2 separate regions of the Homo sapiens genome follow, and region 2 is linked to region 1. A link is an interaction called in ENCODE POLR2A ChIA-PET data of the cell type or tissue named here. Cell type or tissue: A673. All regions are shown on one strand. Each heading gives the region's core, and the rest is flanking DNA. Links, peaks and the distances in the headings are about the cores only.

Evidence for each region. ChIA-PET counts read pairs that join two places held together with the same protein. Peaks named below come from ENCODE experiments on the same cell type or tissue, not always from the same donor. Only the 100,000 strongest peaks of a DNase experiment are listed, where the experiment ranks them.
Region 2: POLR2A ChIA-PET joins it to region 1 with 10 read pairs; 9 of 35 experiments call an interaction of 5 or more read pairs at or near these places.

Annotation. Positions count from the first base shown.
Region 1 is chr10:23,367,589-23,372,972 of GRCh38, forward strand. No RefSeq gene overlaps it. Among named protein-coding and RNA genes, the nearest start is that of C10orf67, 25 kb to the left of the region's middle. In A673, for the core only: no CTCF peak of the experiment used is centred there; DNase peaks (open chromatin) are centred at 1,473, 1,843 and 2,713; H3K4me3 peaks cover 784 bases; H3K27ac peaks cover 3,031 bases.
Region 2 is chr10:23,417,824-23,423,207 of GRCh38, forward strand. No RefSeq gene overlaps it. Among named protein-coding and RNA genes, the nearest start is that of OTUD1, 19 kb to the right of the region's middle. In A673, for the core only: no CTCF peak of the experiment used is centred there; no DNase peak of the experiment used is centred there.

The DNA.
Region 1 (5,384 bases), core at 121-5,120:
TGTTACGTTAATGAGAAAGCCTAGACATAGAGAGGTTATAGGATTGCCCAAGTTCACACAGCTTATAAGTGGAAGAAGGAGGATTTAATTAATCTGTCTGTGCCTAGAACTCATGCTCTTAATCTGTATGCATGGTATTTTAAACACATGAATTAGCAAATCAAAATGCATTAAAATAATATAATTAATAAAAATTCATTACATTATTAATTGCATAAAAACTTTATTATCTACCTACTATTTGCAAGGCACTTTTCTAGGCATTTGGAATAACATGCAGATGAACAATTTTCTTCACTGTTACAGCATATATTCGTGTGTGCACATAAACAATTAACAGATTAATATATAATATATCAAGTGGTGGTAAGTGCCATGGAGAAGAATGAAGCAAGAGAGGGAAATGAATAATGCAGCTAGTTGCAGCTGTTTCAGCAAATGTGGTTGGAGGCCACTCTAGAAAAGGATTTCCAACAGCTCAGAACAAAGTCACACAGAAGATATGTAGATGATGTAAGAAATGTTTTCTTATTAATTAGTAACTCAATTAAAAGGACATGAGCTGATAAAATGCAACAGCAAGCATTTACTAAAGGCTTGTCCAAGCTCAGGCCTAGAGAAAAACAGCAGGAAGTTCTGGGAGGTCATTCTACAAAACATGGCGATGGCTGTTGTAAACTCAGGGAATTGAGCTAAGTGAGCCCTGAAACAGCTGTCCTGCCCAACACTTCTGCCCTGTCCCCGCTCTGTTTCTGGCTGGTTTGCTGAGGTGACCCCCGTTACATGGCCCTGAGCAAGCTCCTCATCTCTCCAATGTGCAGTGTTACTTAGCAAAATGCTGAGAGCAGCACTAACCAGAAAAATCCGGTATCAGCTCCCCCAAAATCAAATATAAGGTCTGTGCAATCCACAGATCAACTCATGTGTGACCCACTAACTTTGCAAGGAAAATGTGCTTTTTATAGCATCTGGGTCAGACTCATTGAGTGGTGCATTGCGTTAAGGATTCATGCATTTCCCCCAGATTTTCTATTGCCCAGGTGGTAGGTTAGGCATTTAGATAATCTGGCTCAATGTTGTCTAAGAGGAAGGTTTTGGGAACACAATACCTAATCCTTGTTACTAAATCTTTATGAGAAAATGGGCTGAGAGAGAGCCACAGAACAAAGTTTTGGTTTGGTGTTTTGATTCCTGAAGCAAGGAGTTCTCTTTTAAGAAAAAAATAATAAATCAAGTGGGCATTGAGTGACATCTACCATCACTAGACTTTCTAAACAAGAATGAAATTCACCTATGGAGGCTGTAGATCTCTTTGCTATGTTCGTGTCTGTCCATGCCTTGCCTTTTTGTGTTTTCTCTTTCATTCTTTCTTTTTCCGTTGATAAATCACTCAATAACCATACACAAACTAGCAAAACCACATCCAGGACAGCTGGTTAACTGATATACCTTGAGGTTTTTGAAAACAAAACAGCTGAACACTTCCTCTGTGCCAAAAGAGAGGAAGTAGAGATTTTCCAGGACCCATTTAATCAGAATGATTTCCTGACTGGGGAGGTAAATTATCTATTCAGTCTTTCCCCTGTTCATCTGCTCAAAGACTATTAAAATATAGATGATATCTCAGAAAAATTAATGCAGATATAAAAGATTATTAAACTAACATTTAATTAACAAAGCAACAGTAGTTTCTATAAGCCACTACCTCTGGAAGGTCGTTTTTATCTCTCCGCTTCCCTGTCTTTGAGGCGATACTGTTCACAACTCTTTTAATGTTTGGATAAAGTCCAAGATGTTGCTGTTGGTATTGCTGAAGGTTAATTCTCAAACTCCATGGTTTGATTTGAGAAGGAAATTGTCAAGACTTCCTCTCTCTCAGGCTGGGTTTGGTTACTGGAACATTTAGGACACTTTGAGCAGCAGGTAACTGAACACCAAAATTAAACAATGCATAAATGCATTAGATTGTGAGCCTGCGAGTTTAGAGATAAGACACTATGTTCTCTGGAGGATTGGCTCAATTCAGTGGTTTTAACTCCACGTTCCTCCAACTCTCTGGACTCATCCTCAAGGCCTAGAGCAAGATGTCTGCAGCCATTCCAGGCCTCAGTTATACCAATGTCCAGAGGGAGAGAGGGTTTCCCCTCCAAAATTTCTCTCAAGAGTGTAGGGGAAGGGCCAGGCTCGGTGGCTCATGCCTGTAATCCCAGAACTTTGGGAGGCCGAGGCAGGCGGATCACCTGAGGTTGGGAGTTCAAGACCAGCCTGACCAACATGGAGAAACCCCCTCTCTGCTAAAAATACAAAAAAAAAAAAAAATAGCCGGGAGTGGTGGTGCATGCGTGTAATCCCAGCTACTTGGGAGGCTGAGGTAGGAGAATCGCTTGAACCCGGGAGGAGGAGGTTGCAGTGAGCCGAGATCGCGCCATTGTACTCCAGCCTGGGCAACAAGAGCGAAACTCCATCTAAAACAAAAGAATGTAGGGGAAAAAACCAATACCCTTTCCTCATCCATCACAAGGGTCATGGCAGATACTCCTATAACAAGAGACAGAGTAACAAGAGAAAAGCATCACAAATTTATTTAACCAAGGTTTACGTGACAGGGGAGCCTTCCAAAGTGAAGACCTGAAGACCCAGGGAAGACTGTGCTTTTGTGCTGAGTCTGATGGAAGAAGTGAACAGTTGCAGAGAAACAGGAAAGGGGTGTGATGTAATGGTAATAAACTTGTAGTGGTGGGAGCTTAGCAAGGCGTGCTTGTTCACATTCCTTTCTGTGTTTCTATTAATATAAGACATTCCCCTTTTCCATTATGTGCAGAACACAGGTCACATAAGGATCTTCAGGGTGCAGGGGGGACGGTGGGGAGGTAGGAGGTCAGTGAATGACCTTCCTAGGTTTTATGGCTTGCTTTGGGCAGATAAATTCTAGTTTCTATAACTCAGCTTGGGAGAGAAAGGGGAGAGGGAGAACAGAGGGTGGGAGAAGGTCAAAGAGACTTTGTTTTGGGGGCAAGTTCTCCCAATATCCTTCAGTTCAAAGTAGTCAGCATGCCAAGGTGTCATGATCTGGGGTACCATGTTCTGACCCCCAATAAGAGCATGAACAGACAACTCACAGAATTTGGGGAAATATTTACAAATCATATATTTAATCAAAGTCTGGTATCCAGGATATATAAAAAACATTTACAAAACTCAACAATTAAAATACAAATAGCACAATTTAAAGATGAAAAAAAACAGGTGTGGTGGCTCATGCCTGTAATCCCAGCACTTTGGGAGGCTGAGATGGGAGGATTGTTTGAAGCCAGGAGTTCAAGAACAGCCTGAGGGACATAGTGAAACCCTGTCTCTACAAAAAAGTTAGGCAGGCATGGTGGTACATATCTGTAGTCCCAGCTACTCAGGAGGCTAAGCCTGGGGAAGCCAAGGCTGCAGTGAGATGGGTTTGAGCCACCACACTCCAGCATAGGTGACAGAGCAAGACACTGTCTCAAAATAAGTAAATAAGTAAATAAAAATAAGACATTTAAAATTTTTTTAATTAAAAATTATTTTTAATGAAACAGAAATGGAATAGGTATTTCTCCAAAGAAGATATACAAATGGCCAACAGCACATAAAGAGACGTTCAGCCTCATTAGTCATTAGGGAAATGCAAATTAAAACCATAATGAGACACCACTTCACACATACTAGAACAGTGATACTCAAAAAAGACAAGCAATGACAAGTTTTGATGAGGATGCAGATAAATTAGAACCCTTGTATGTTGCTGATGGGAATATAAAATGGTGCAGTGCCTTGGAAAAAACAGTCTGGCAGTTTCTCAAAGAGTTAAGTGGTTTTTTCTTTTCTTTTTTCTTTTTTTTTCTTTTCTTTTTTTTCTTTTTTTGTTTGTTGTTTGTTTGTTTGAGACAGCATCTTGCTCTGTCACCCAGGCGACAGGTTGGAGTGCAGTGGCATGATCTCAGCTCACTGCAACCTTCGCCTCCTGGGTTCAGGTGATTGTCGTGCCTCAGCCACCCAAGTAGCTGGGACTACAAGCGTTTACTGGCATGCCTGGCTGATTTTTGTATTTTTAATAGAGACAGGATTTTGCCATGTTGGCCAGGCTGGTCTTGAACTCTTGGCCTCAAGTGATCCCCCGGCCTCGGCCTCCCAAAATGCTGGGATTACAGGCATGAGCCACAGTGCTCAGCCTTGAAAGAGTTAAATATATATTTATCAAATGTCCCAGCAATTTCACACCGAAGTATCTACCCAGGAGAACTGAAAACATATGTATACTTGGACACAAATGTTCATGGCAGCATAATCGCCAAAAAGTGAAAACGAACCCTGTATCCATCAACTAATGAATGGATAAACAAAATACATGCATATAATGGAATATTATTTTACTGTGAAAAAGAATGAAATATTAAAATATTCTACAAGATGAATGAGCCTTGAACAGATAATACTAAGCAAAAGGAGCCAGACAGAAAAAAATTATATGATTTCATTTACATAAAACATCCAGAATAGGCAAATTCATTGAGAGAAAAAGAAAACATTCATTTATGGTTGCCAGGGGCTACAGGGAGGGAGCAAGGGTATGAGGTTTCTTTTGAGAGAGGTGAAATGTTCTGAAATTAGTTAGTGGTGATAGTTGCACGATTTCGTGAATATGCTAAAACCACTGAATTTTATCCATCCTCAGGGTGCATATTATGATGTATCAATTATATTTCAATTTAAACAAAAAAAGGAGCATAAACATTTCTTCCTCGGAAGTTCTTTGAAAACCTCTCCACACTTGTCAATGGCCTGAGCAGAGACACATGAACCAAGACCAGCGACCTTGGGATGCCCTGTGTCCAGTGAGTTCGGCTTGTGGGTCCTAATGGGTATTAGCCTGTTCTTTCACTGCTATGAAGAAATACCTGAGAGGGGGTAATTTATAAAGAAAAGAGGTTTAATTGGCCCATGGTTGCACAGGCTACACAGGAAGCATGATGCTGGCATCTGCTTGGCTTCTGGGGAGGGCTCAGGAAGCTTATGATCATGGCAGAAGGTGAAGGGGGAGCAGGCATGTCACATTGCCAGAGTGGGAGCAAGAGAGAGCAAGGAGGGAGATGCTACACATTTGTAAACAACCAGATCTTGTGAGAACTCTATCACGAGAATAGCACCAAGTGGATGGTGCTAAACCATTCATGAAGGATCAACCCTCATGATGCAATCACCTCCCACCAGGTTCCACCTCCAACACTGGGGACTCTAATTGCACATGACATTTGGGTGGGGACACAGATCCAAACCTTATCACTGAGTGACTTAGATTCCTCAGGGCCCAGCCTTAGAGCTGAGATTAACTCTCTCACCCTATGACTGCT
Region 2 (5,384 bases), core at 266-5,265, 50 kb after region 1:
CCTCTGCATGATAAAATCTTGATCTCCACAACCCCTCATCTTAACCCAGATACTCCTTTCTATTGATCCCAGATCTTCAGATAATGACTCTTTCAACCGGTTGCCAACCAGAGAATCTTTGAATCTGGCCAGGGGCAGTGGCTCACGCCTGTAATCCCCACACTTTGGGAGGCCAAGGTGGGGAGATCACTTGAGACCTGGAGCTCGAGACCAGCCTGGCCAACATGGCAAAACCCCGCCTCTACTAAAAATTAAAACATTAGCCAGGTGTGGTGGTACACACCTGTAGTCCCAGCTATTTGGGAGGCTCAGGCACAAGAATCACTTGAACTTGGGAGGCAGAGGTTGCAGGGAGCTGAGATTGCACCACTGCACTGCAGCCTGGGCTACAGAGTAAGACTCTGTCTCAAAAAAAAAAAAAAAAAAAAAAGAAAGAAAGTTTATTTTGCCAAGACTAAGGACACATGCCTATGACACAGCCTCAGGAGGTTCTGACAATATGTGCCCAAGGTGGTCAGTGCACAGCTTGGTTTTACAGATTTTAGGGAGATGTCAGACATCAATCAACATATGTAAGATGAACCTTGGTTAGGTCCAGAAAGGTGGGACAACTCAAAACAAAGGCAGGACGGCATAGGGTAAATAAGACAAAAGTGTTTGCATTATCTTGAGGTTCTAATTAGCCTTTCCAAAGGAAGCAATTAGATATGCATTTATCTCAGTGAGCAGAGGGATGACTTTGAAAAGAAACGGAAGCAGGTTTGTCCTAAGCAGTTCCCAGCTTGATTTTCCCTTTAGCTCAGTGATTTTTGGTGTCCCAAGGTTTATTTGCCTTTCATACATTTATAATCATGTCTTTGTTCCAGCCCTCAAAATTCAATACGATTGAATAAATATCCTTTCCACCATTTTGTAGGCCCTGAAATGAAAAGAAAGATGTAAGAGGCATTCATATATTTACACATAGTAATTGCATATTTCTGTTTTGGTTTGAGTCTTATTGGATATATGTAAACTTCCTCAAACTGAAAGAATGTATTGTTCTTATGAGAAAATGTAAGTTCGTTGATTTACGTGATTTAAATGTTGATTTATTCAACAATCACTGTACTAATGGAAAGCCCAAATGAAGATTCAACAGGGAAAAGATAACCATCATTTCCTTACCTGAAGAGTCTGTAATCTAGGAAATGGGCAAGTAACTGCATGATGCATTTATAAGGCTTGGTACGTTCATGGGCTGTTAAGCACAGGCTGTTATAAATGTAGACGAGAGGCAGACTTGCAAGGAAGCAGCATCATTGAAATTGAGACCTTATAGATGAACAGGCATTACGCAGATGAAGAACGTCCAAGCAAAGGAAACAGTATGTACAAAAGCCTAGAGATTAAAGAGACAGGGCCTATTTAGGGGGAATAATGTTGTTTCCTATGAGTGGAAGATAAAGGAGAGACACACGGTTGAGTGCTGAGAGAAGAGGGCTGAACAGGAAGCTAGACCTGGTCACCAAGAACACTGCAAACTGTATTAAGAAAAGCAATGACGCCCGGCACGGTGGCTTCTCATGCTGCCCATGGTCCCAGCTACTTGGGAGGCTGAGGTGGGTCAACTCCTGAGCCAAGGAGTTCCAGGCTGCAGTGAGCTATGATCGCATCACTGCACTCCAGCCTGGGTGACAGAGTCACATAGGATCTTAAGCAGAAGGATAACAGTATGAGATTTGTGCTTAAGAGATATAATAATAATGATGATAATAACAATAATGATTGCTAACCATTCCCTGTGTAAAGAATATGTCAAATAGTTTGCTAAATGTTTTACATCATACACTTTGTAACATATGTTTCAAGTAAGATCACTGTGGCTGACAACAAAAGCTTTACAAATTAAAATAGAAAGCAGAAAAGAGAAACATTTTTGTTTGCTTAAATAGGGCTTTGCTCCATAATTACCAGCACAAGTGTGGCTTATATGAAGTGTGAACCTTGGCTAAAGAGATGATGATTTCACAATGTAAACAAACAGGGCACTTTTCATTCTGGGAACACAGAATTATTTGGAAAAAAATGGTTAAACTATAGTAAGTAGGTTTGATTTATGTTTAATCTATTTTCTCATAGTGCAGGGAAATAACTATGTTTGCTTAATAATTGTGTGTGTGTACTGAGGTTAGTGGAGATTCAGTGGAAAGTCCTTGGAAGAATATTACAAATGGGCCAGGCGCGGTGGCTCACAGCTGTAATCCCAGCACTTTGGGAGGCCAAGGCAGGCAGATCACCTGAGATCAGGAGTTCGAGACCAGCCTGGCCAGCATGGTGAAACCCCATCTCTACTAAAAACACAAAAATTAGCTGGGCGTGTTGGTGCACGCCTGTAGTTCTGGCTACTTGGGAGTCTGAGGCACCAGAATCGCTTGAGCCTGGAAGGCAGAAGTTGCAGTGAGCCAAGATCATGCCACTGCATTCCAGCCTGGGAAGCACAGTGAGACTCTGTCGCAAAAAAAAAAAAAAAAAAAAAAAAAAAAACTACTACAAATGTTTACCTTAAGTCATGAAGCTATACATAAAGGTTTTGAAAAGACATAAAGCTATCAGAAGGATAGCATCTTTTACTGATAGCTTTTTCAAAGGCATTATTGAAATGATTAGCTATAGAAATTCTCATAAAGTTACTTTGCAAGCCACAGGCTAGATATGCTCCCAGAAATGATATTAAATATTTTTAATATTTATTAATATCAGAAAGAATTCAGGTCATGGAGCTGGAGGCTCCTTGCTGGTTTCTGAGTGCTGTGTAGATTCAGAGATCTAAGAGAGGGACCATACAGGCACAAGGACATCTGGGGACCTTGGAAGCCATAGGATGTTGGCTGTTCACCAACGAATATGGAAGTATTTCAATATTTTATTTCCAATCTGTATGACTATACCAGTAGCTGTTAGCTGAATATCAGCTGTATGTGTTTTTTGTTTGTTTGTTTGTTTCTGTTCGTTTGTTTGTTTGTTTTTGAGACAGAGTCTTGCTCTGTCGCCCAGGCTGGAGTGCAATGGTGCAATCTCGGTTCACTGCAACCTCCGCCTCCCGGGTTCAAGCCATTCTCCTGCCTCAGCCTCCCGAGTAGCTGGGATTACAGGCGCCTGCCACCATGCCCAGCTAATTTTTTTTATTTTTAGTAGGGACAGGGTTTCACTATGTTGGCCAGGCTGGTCTCGAACTCCTGACCTCATGATCCACCTGCCTCGGCCTCCCAAAGTGCTGGGCTTACGGGCGTGAGCCACCGCACCCAGCCTTATCAGCTGTGTATGTTTCTGGTTTTAGTATGAATAGGAAGAGTTATATAAAGATGGCATGATGGTAATCACATGTATAAGGTTACAAGAAAAATATACTCAGAGAACACTGCATTTGAAAACAACCAATAAATTTTATATCCCACAGATAGATTGTGTGGCACAGAAAATGAATCATGGCTGAGCACGGTGGCTCATGACTGTAATCTCCCCGCTTTGGAAAGCCGAGGCAGGAGAATCACATGAGCCCAGGAGCTCAAGACCAGCCTAGGCAACATAGTGAGACCTCATCTCAACAAAAAATTTCAAAATTAGCTGGGTATGGTGGTGTGCACCTATAGTCTCAGCTACTCAGGAGGCTGAGCTGGGAGAGTCACTTGAGAACCCACGAGGTTGAGGCTGCAGTGAGCCATGATTGTGCCACTGCACCCCAGCCTAAGCAACAGAGTGAGACCCTGTTTCAAAAAGAGAGAGAGGGAGAGAGAGAGAGACAGAGAGAGAGAGAGAGAGATTGAGAGAAAGAAAAAATATGAGTCAGAACCTCAAAACAGTGCATAAGCAGAACTCAAATCTAAAAAGTTTAATATTTAGCATAATGGGGATTTATTGTATTAAAACATTGGAAGAAACATAGTTTTGGTTCTCCACTCTATAGGATACAAAATTGACAGAATGAACTCTCATTTTCAGATATTTATTAAACTGAATATATAAGAATATTGGGAGCCAAAATAACTCTCTCTTTTTTTTTTTTTTTGGCAAGTACATCTCCTTGTCAAGGTGTATGGTGGGAGGTGATAGAGTAGAACTTGGAAAGCAAGGATATGTCAGGACTGCTCCTTGTTACTGCGTGATCTTTGACAAGTTCATTTATTAGAGTACTAGTCTAGCTTCTGTAAGATCAAAGAAGAGTGGCTTAAATAAAATACCTTAATTTATGTCTCTCTCACTTAAAAGTTCATGTGAGAACTTTTAAGTAGGCCACTTCATGTGGTCATCTGCAGACTTGGGTTTTTCCATGCCATAAATTATGTTTCTTATCTACATTATCAAAGCTGATTCAACACCACAAACAACGTTCCTGTCTGCTGGGAATGGGGAAAATACAAGGAAGTGGAAGAAACTCCTTTAAAAGGTATGATCTATAAGTTACAATCATTTCTGGGCACTTTTTTCTTTCTTTTTTGAGACAGGGTCTCACTGTGTCACCCAGGCTGGAATGCACTGGTGCAATCCTAGCTCACTGCAGCCTTGACCTCGGGGCTCAGGTGATCCTCCTGCCTCAGCTTCCTAAGTAGCTAGGGCTGCAGGCATGGCCACCACACCTGGCTAATTTTTTTTTTTTTTTTTTTTTGAGACAGAGTCTCACTTTGTCGCCCAGGCTGCAGTGCAGTGGCGTGATCTTGGCTCGCTGCAAGCTCCACCTCTGGGGATCATGCCATTCTCCAGCCTCAGCCTCCCGAGTAGCTGGGACTACAGGCACCCGCCACCACCCCTGGCTATTTTTTTGTATTTTTAGTAGAGACGGGGTTTCACTGTGTTAGCCAGGATGGTCTCAATCTCCTGACCTCATTTTTCACCCGCCTTGGCCTCTCAAAGTGCTGGGATTACAGGCGTGAGCCACCACGCCCGGCATTCCTGGCTAATTTTTAAAATTTTTTTTGTAGAGATGGGGCCTCGCCGTGTTGCTCAGGCCGCACATTTTGAAATAGTGGAAACTGGTCAGAGTAGTTAAAGGTGGCAGGTTTTGATAGTTGTTCACCACTGCATTCCAGCCTGAGTGGCAGAGAGAGACCTGTCTCGGGAGAGGAAGGGAAAGGAAAGGGGAAAGGAAAGGGGAAAGGAAAGGGGAAAGGAAAAAGGAAAGGAAAAAGGAAAGGAAAGGAAAGGGAGAAGAGAAGAAATGTGGAGAATGGAGAATTGTATTAAATGATCAGTCTGTAGAAACCACCTAGCCCAGCACCTAGCGCATATTAAGCAGTCAGTAGTAGTTAGTTCTTCCCTTCCTATCTTTATGCAACAGTAGCTCTGATGTTGTTCATAGGATTCTTGTTTCTATAGGGCCTAGCTAGGTAAAAATGCAACCTGGTGTA